Regions from separate parts of the Homo sapiens genome. Here region 2 is linked to region 1. Evidence: chromatin contacts called from ENCODE Hi-C data. All regions are on one chromosome and are shown on one strand. Each heading gives the region's core, a stretch centred on a gene start or an enhancer-like site at or near the end of the contact. The rest is flanking DNA. Distances are from core to core; before and after follow the strand shown. Region 1 overlaps ADCY5 (adenylate cyclase 5). Region 2 overlaps ADCY5 (adenylate cyclase 5).

Region 1 (3,500 bases), core at 1-2,500:
GTGAAGGTGCGGGGGTCAAAGAGTCTTCTCTCTCCCATCCAGCCCTAGAGTCCAAGAACGTTCAGCCTGAAGGGCACTGGGGCGGGCGGCAGGTGCAGTCGGCTGTGAAAGGGGCTGTTCCCGGCCTGGCCACAAGGTGGCGCGGTGCCACACTAAAACCTAGAGCCCTGCTGCTTCCCCTCCAGGAGGGCACCTCTGGCCAGCACTGCCCTGTCAATTAAATTGTGATTGGAAAAATGCAAATGCACGTTAGGGCCGACTTGAATTAAACAGGGAAGTTACCACCACTCCAAACCCTATTTGTATAATGCTCTTGTGGGTAAGACAGAAATGGCTTTTGGATTATCTTTTTATTGGATTTATCCACACTGCTGCTTCCAAGATGTTAGCAGGGTGATGGCAAAAGCTGGTTACCCAGGTTTCAAGGGTATGGCCTGCTCAGGAGGGAAGGGGAGCCTGGGCAGGTGCAGGGGCTTAGGGTGCTCCATGCCCTAGAGGAAAGCTTGGTCCCGGCCACATGCACCACATATCCATATCTGGGAGCTCCCAGTAGACAGGGCAGGCCCTCCGTATGCACTTATAACTCCTCATGCTGGGCGAGCAGTGGAGGCAGACTGGGAAGGAAGCCATACATCTCCAGGTGCATGTCTGAGGCCCATGGGAACCTGCCCAGCATCTGCAGGAGAGGGTGCAGGTGCCAGGAAGTAGGGTAATGGATGAACTCAGATTGCACTTTCTAGGGCCCTAGACCCTCCCTAACACCTGGGGCATGGGCGCACTCAGCTAGCCAGGGGACCAGCAGTCTGACTTGCCCCAGTGGGTGGGACCACCACTGAGACTCCCTGACCCCATCCCACGCCATCAGCAAGAGGCTGACACCCACTGCAGGGGAGACTGAGGTCACCCATCATTTCTCTTGTCCTGAATCAACTTGGTAAATACCTCCACTGCAGCAGAATACCTTCACTGAAATACTTTCCATCCACAGTGCCTTTGGATACTTGCTTAGCTTGACAATGGCTCATTCTGTCTTTTTGGCTTAACTCCACGGCCACCTCCTTCAGGCAAACTCTCTTGATCCTCTCAGTGGAATCAACTGTCCCCTCCTGGGCCCTCCTTCAATAGTCTGCCTCCCTTACCTCGCCGTGTCCACATGACGTGCCTTGTATCTGAGCACCAGGAGTCCTGGTCTCTCTCCCTTAAGGCTCTGTGCTTCCGGGGAGACTGATTGTCTAGCTCAGGCTTGCTGGGGACACTTGGCAAGTGCTGCAAGTAGAACTGAGCCAAACCAACGGACCCGGCTGCCTTCCTGGCAGCCACTCCCGCCTCTGACCTTGCCCTCTGTGCCTTTTTTCTCTGCCCCTGCCCAAGCTATTTCTAAAGCCCAAAGTCTCTGACTTGCTCCCTTGGCTGTCACATAAGCTTGCACCACCCATGTTTTTCAATGACCAGGGCTCCTTCTGTGGCCAGTGATAGCCATGAATTGGCCAAAGTGCCTTTTTGCTATGGCTCACAGGCAGGGTGATTCTCTCTAAGCGGAACACCTGCATTTGAATCCGCCTGCCTGGTAGTAGCACCCTGGGGAGTTGTCTAACCCCTATGAGCCCAACCTTTCACATCTGGGAAGAAGTGGAACCAGCAGTTCGATGCCTGGCTGGGTGTCTGTAGGAAACATGAGGCCCCGGAAGTGCAAGGGCCTCACACGGCACAGGATCCTCACATGGCTGCCAGCCTCTCCTCCACTCCTGGAGTCTGCAGAGCCCTCCCCTCCCACACACTTCCTCTGGGAAAAGCTGCCCAGGCTGCTGTAGGGAACAGGAACCCTGGAGAAGGCAGAAAGTCTGGTGGCACACGCCAACCCTCAGCTTGGCTGGGCACCTTTTGGCAGACAGTTTCACCCCACTGTTTCCCTGCCTCCAACTAGGCAGCCGGCAGGTCAGTCAGTCGCTCGGGCTGTGGACAGTCCCAGGGAGGGAGACGGTACCCGGGGGGTGGACACTTACGAGATGGCCTCGATCATGTCCATGCCCATCTCCACACAGCAGTGGGCGTGGTCAGCCCTTGCTTCAGGCAGCCCCGAGACGCAGTAATAACAATCCCCAAGGATCTTAATACGTAAACAGTGATTCTCCTGGAAAGCAAATTAATTTTACAAATTAAAAATAGTAGGAAAGAGAAGTGGGAGGGAAAGAAACGAGAAGCAAAAAGATTCACCCCGTGCCTGGAATAACTTGCCTTTTAGGGCAGTGAGCGCAGGCCCACGCCGGAACTCGGCATGGTCCTGGGACAGGCTTATCAGGAGACATTGGGGAGGGAGGGATTGTGGGGATGGAGGGATGGGCTGGGCAGCCCTGAGCGGCATTCCAGCTCCCAGACTCAGGAGCTCACTTTTAAAGATCCACTCCAGAGCCCCAAGAGGAATTTGGCTGGTCGAACTGCAGCTCAGCCAGCAGGGTGGCCTTATCAGCTTAAGGAAGGCCCCAAGCCCCAGTACAAGGGTCTCTGGTCCCCTCCACACCCCAGGAGTCACTCTGATTCGTTGCTTGAGATTCTATCAAAAGTTGTCTGATTCTCCTCCTTTTACAAAAAGACTGAAGCAGGCAGAAATGAGCTTTAACCAAAAGCTCACTGACTCAGCCTGTCTGAGACTTTTATCAAAAAAGAATTTTGCTCAACTAGCAAGCACATGAGTGCCAAGAATCCAACAGAGCTGCTGCTGAGTGACAGGTGCCACAGGGCCACCTGCAGGCCACCACCAATCCGTCAGTGGGATTGCGATAGAATATCAGTAATCATCAATTATGAGCGGTCCAACTCTGGCTCCCAAAGATAGTTGAGAAACAGGGATTCAAGTGCCCTTGTGGCCTGGACTCATTTGAGACCCAAGTGACAAGCAGGTGCTATTCACCTCATTCAGTTCAGTGACAAAATCCACAGGTAAGTATATGCGCTCCACCATGGAAGCCCCCAGAGAAGCCCTGGCACTGGCACTGACGGCACCAGCCTCTCATCAATAACCCGGCCTGGCGTCCTGTGTGGGCCAAGGGGAATGTGTCCACCCGTCAGTGGCCACTGACATTTAATCACTCTACAAAGGCCTAGAGCTGGGAAAGGATAATGGAGGGGTGAATAGGGGCCTAAGGAATGAACGTGTCGTTCACCACTCCCGGCCATGGAGTGTTACTTCCAATTTATCCAAACGTTTAAGAGTCCTCTTTCTGGATGCCGCTAGGGAATGGCACACAGCCGCCTGCAGGCCAGCTGGGGATTCAGACTCATTCTCTTATCAGTCTGGCCAATCTCATCAGGAATGTAGCTTGATGGCCCCTAATATGCCCCAGACAAACAGCTTATTCCCCTGGGGTTTGGGCAGTGTGACCGGCAGGCCTCACCACCCGCTTCCAAGGATGGGGGGCATGGAGGGCTCCCTACACTCTCGCTTGTGGTCAGCGACAGTGCTGAAAGCAACTCCAGCTAAGTGTGTCTCCAGGGCCCACGCA
Region 2 (4,657 bases), core at 1,261-3,760, 80 kb after region 1:
ATGGAATATTATTCATCCATAAAACACGAATAAAGTACTGATTCATACTACAATGTGGATGAACCTGAAAAATATTTTGCAAATGCCAGGTATAGTGGCTCATCCCTATCATCTCAGCACTTTGGGAGGCCAAAGCAGGAGGTATCGCTTGAGCTCAGAAGGTTAAGACCAGCCTGGGCAACATAGTGAGACCCTATCTCTACTAAAAAAAAAAAAAAAAAAAAAATTAGCTGGGCACGGTGGTATGCACCTGCAGTCTCAGCTACTAGGGAGTCTGAGGTTGGAGGATTGCTTAAGCCAGGGAGATAAAGGCTACTGTGAGCTATTATATGATCATTCCACTGCACTGCAGCCTGGGCAACAGAGTGAGACCCTGTCTCAAAAAAAAAAAAAGTTGCAAAGTGAAAGAAGTCAGACACAAAAAGATACATATTGTTATGATTCCACTTATAGGACATATCCAGAATAGGTAAATCCATACAGACATTAAGCAGACTAGTGGTTGCCAGGGGCTGAGGGGAGGAGGAAATTCGGAGTGACTACTAATGGGTATTGGGTTTTCTTTGGGGCTGACAAAAATGTTTGGGATAGACAGAGGTGGAAAATTGAATTTCATCTCAATTTTTTAAAGCGTGGTTTTTTAGAAAACGCATCAATTATGTACAGAATTATGTACAGTGGCCACATAAAAAGAAATATCAGAGGTGGTCTCAGAGAATACAAAGAGCCCTGGACCTACGGTGAAAAATCTAGACACCAGTTCCATGTTTGATGCCTGGGACACATTAAGCAAATCATGGAACATCACTTCCAAGGGATGCTCTACCGCATGAACATGGTCGTAACACGTATTTTCAGTGTCGTTATGAGAATCGAGTGAGATAATGTAGGAACAGCACACAAAAGACATTCATTTGTACACTCAGCAAGAAAATTAGCATACAAATGTTACGTTTTTTGTTTTTTTTTTTTTTTTTAAAGGCAGACGTTGGCCGGGCACGGTGGCTCACGCCTGTAATCCAAGCACTTTGGGAGGCCGAGGTGGGCGGATCACGAGGTCAGGAGTTCGAGACCAGCCAGCCCAATATGGTGAAACCCCATCTCTACTAAAAATACAAAAATTAGCTGGGCACAGTGGCATGCGCCTGTAGTCCCAGCTACTCGACAGGCTGAGGCGGAAGAATCACTTGAACCCAGGAGGCGCAGGTTGCAGTGAGCCGAGATGGCGCCACTGCACTCCAGCCTGGGCGACAGAGCAAGATTGCATCTAAAAAAAAAAAAAAGCAGACACAAAGTTCTAGCTGTACTCGGCCGGGCATGGTGGCTCACTCCTGTAATCTCAGCACTTTGGGAGGCCGAGTGGGTGGATCACCTGAGGGTAGGAATTCAAGATCAGCCTGGCCAACATGGTGAAACCCCATCTCTACCAAAAATACAAAAATTAGCCAGGTGTGGTGGCAGGTGGCTGTAATCCAGCTACTAGGGAGGCTGAGACAGGAGAATCGTTTGAACCCAGGAGGCAGAGGTTGCAGTGAGCCGAGGTCCTGCCACTGCACTCCAGCCTGGGCAACAGAGTGAGACTCTAACTCAAAAAATAAAATAAAATAAAAATAGCTATAACAAACCACATTTACTTACATAAAAATGTATCTCTGTAGATAAAGTATAGAAAAGATTTAGAGAGCTAGCTGGTGTTTTAAGCTTATGAAATATTTTCTATAAAATTATCTATACAGGCAGCCAGGCTCTTGATCTGGCTCTGCCTATAACCAGCCTGGAAAGTCTTTATAAAATCTGCTCCCCATCTGACCTTGGGTTTTTAGAAAAGTTTAACCCTTATAAGGGTCTGCTTTAACTATATCCACTCAACACCTAGTTCCTCTATGTGCTAGGGGCTGTGCTAGGTGCCATGGGGGCCCCCAGGGATTGGTAAGAGTGAGTCCCAATACTCCAGGTGTGTACAGTCGCAGGCCATGAAACCAGGTAGCATGTGGGGAAAAAGGACAGACGGCCCAGCACATGCTAGTTCTCAGGGTGGCCACTGGAGAAGGTATCCTTGGAGTCAGGGTCTAAAGGTGGGATGCAGCTTTCACAGGTGGAAAGGATGTGTTCCTGCTAATAGTCCTGTCCAAGCAGCACAGATAGGTAAGGGAAGCACCACCAAAAATCCTCAACTGATTATCTAGCACAGTGGTTCTCCAAGTGGGATATCCAGAGCAGGAGCAGCTGCAGCATCACCCAGGAAGCAGCTAGACATGCAAATTATTGGGCTCCACCTCTGACCTTGTGACTCAGAAACTCTGGGAGCCCAGCAAGCTCTCCAGGAGGTTAAGATGCCCACTCATGTTGAGATGCCCCTCTTGCACCTCACCTGCTTCCTTAACAGAGGCCGGGCAGAAGGTAGAAACTGCCCCAGAGACATTCCCTCACTCACCGGCCCCTCCCACCCTCCAAGCCCCAGTTGGATGAGCTGAGAAAGTTCCCTGTGGTTAGAGGAGCTAATCTATCACCTGGATATAAATTAACTTGCCCTCTCTCGTCACCAGCCCACTGACCTGGGAAAGGCAAACACGCAGCTGGCAGGGAAAGAGCAGTAATAAATCTCTTTTTCTACAGGTCCTCCCACACCCACTTCCCCAACTGAGACCTGTGTTCCCTGAGGCAGTGTGGCCCCATAGCCCTGAGGTCCCTCTGCTCTCCCACATGAGCAGGTGCTGGATCCGGTCAACCCAGTGAGAGGCCCCCATCTGCCCTCAGGGCCTCCACCAGAACTAGGAGAATGAGAAAGGGAGGGAAGGATGGGGGCTGGAACACAGCTCATCACCCTTAAGGATGGCAGAGTGACTGGAAGCTTCCCTTGTAGAACTCCTCAGGAAACAGCCCACAAAGACTCCCTCCAGGGCAGCTCTGTCTTGGCAGAGTTCCATCCCCCTCCTCCTCCTCCCCCAACCCTTATCCCCCAATTCCTCCTCCTCCTCCTCAACACAGCAGCCTGGGGCCACCCCGTACCTCCCAGGCATAAGTAGGAATGGTAGAGCCATATCCCAAGGTGAACTGCCTGTTGGGGAAGGGCTAATCTCCTATTATTCCAACACCCTTGGCCACATCCTGCACTCTGTCTGCCTTTGGAATGACCAGGTGAAAACCAACATAACGTCCACCTTAGAAAGCTGCAGTAAGAATGAAATCTAACAGGACACATAAAGGACATAAAATAAAGGCTCAACAATGGCAGCTCTTAGATTAATCACCATCACATCCATTCTTTTTTTTTTGGAGGTAGAATCTCACTAGCTCTGTCGCCCAGGCTGGAGTGCAGTGGTGCAATCATAGCTTACTGCAGCCTCGAACTCCTGAGCTCAAGCGATCCTCCCACCTCAGCCTCTTGAGTAGCTAGGACTACAGGCATGTATCACCTTGCTGGGCTAACTTTTTCATTTTTTGTAGAGATGCAGTCTCACTATGTTGCCCAGGCTGCTCTCAATCTCCTGGCCTCAAGTGATCCTTCTGCCTGGGCCTCCCAAAGTGCTGGGATTACAGACGTGAGCCATCTCACCCCATCCTTATTCAAACTACTTAAATAGCTATCACCTACTGGATACGGCCTAAATTCCTTAGCACTAGCCATTCCAGCACCCACTTATCTCCAAAGCAGCAGCTATACCAAATCACTCAGGTTTGTCAAATATGCCCTCTACTACCAAGCCTAACCCGTTCCCTCCATGAGCCTCCTGTTTCAGTCTGCCAGAAAGCTCTTCTTCCTTGCCCTGTGCCTCCACCAACCTCTTCCATTGCAGTTTCCCTGGGCCTCCTGGAATCCACAGTCAAGGGCGTACTAGTGCCTGCTTCGAGGAGAGCCTGCCATCCACCATTGGGGTCCACTCAGAGGGCTGAGCAAGTATAAGAGCAAAACAAGTGTCTGGCAAGTGGACTGGATTCCCTTCAGTTCAGAAGGGAAACCAGAGCCTCAAATAAGCAGGGAGCAGACCCCTGACAGGCCTCACCGATCACTGACTAAGGAGTTAGATCACCGGGCTGGGGGCCTGTCCTCGGCACCTAGGGGAGGTAACACTCATAGTGCCTGAACTGAGACAGAAACTCCTGAGACAACAGATGCTGACTCAGCCTGAGGGGACAAAGGACAAAGGCCTAAGCCTGGCCCAGGATCCCAGTGCCTATCTTTCTCCTTCCCCTGCCTCTTATCCCCAACCCCCAGCCAGCAACATGTTTTAAGTCCAAGCTCCCACAGAGTGCCAGGCCCAGCACCCCCAATCCAACCCCAGGACTCGTTCCAGAGGCAAAGCAGGGTGGGGCAACAGTTGCTCCTGTCCTCACAGCCTGGTGACCAGGGTGGCCCTGGGACCAAAGCCTCTGGGCTCACAGCTTAACCTAATGGGACACCTGAGCTGACATGTCAATACAGGTGAGCAGGCCCACGTGGGGCTGTCCACCGTTGACAGCACAACAGAGTCCCAGGTGGACTCACTGTGGCCCTGTCACCCATCCCCTGCCCCCGCATAGCCCAGTGTCCATCCCCGCAGCCTGTGGGCCCAGGTACCAAGCCCACCCACACAGAACTCCACCTTTGGAACATGCCCTCTCCCCAGACAGGCATCTGAACTATCCTACCCTAGGCTCTGCCGGCATCCAGGAGCTC

The links. A loop is a pair of places that touch in the nucleus more often than their neighbours do. Pooled maps may share reads with other maps.
Region 2: a map of aorta shows a loop between it and region 1 (3-fold over the local background). The contact joins two enhancer-like sites. A Hi-C loop is called at or near these places in 5 of 168 maps with a recorded cell type or tissue (Right ventricle myocardium superior, aorta, cardiac septum and 2 more) and 1 of 50 pooled maps.

Annotation. Positions count from the first base shown.
Region 1 is chr3:123,328,886-123,332,385 of GRCh38, forward strand. It overlaps ADCY5 (adenylate cyclase 5), which reads right to left. Exons shown (of 21, transcript NM_183357.3): 5 at 2,004-2,131. Among named protein-coding and RNA genes, the nearest start is that of ADCY5, 120 kb to the right of the region's middle. RefSeq lists enhancers at 1-464, 1,686-2,473. Within about 2 kb of position 1,251, at least 12 of the 41 ENCODE cell types and tissues checked have a DNase peak (open chromatin) inside an H3K27ac peak, as active enhancers do.
Region 2 is chr3:123,407,386-123,412,042 of GRCh38, forward strand. The region is part of intron 1 of ADCY5 (adenylate cyclase 5); the gene reads right to left. Among named protein-coding and RNA genes, the nearest start is that of ADCY5, 39 kb to the right of the region's middle. RefSeq lists an enhancer at 4,451-4,657. Within about 2 kb of position 2,511, at least 4 of the 41 ENCODE cell types and tissues checked have a DNase peak (open chromatin) inside an H3K27ac peak, as active enhancers do.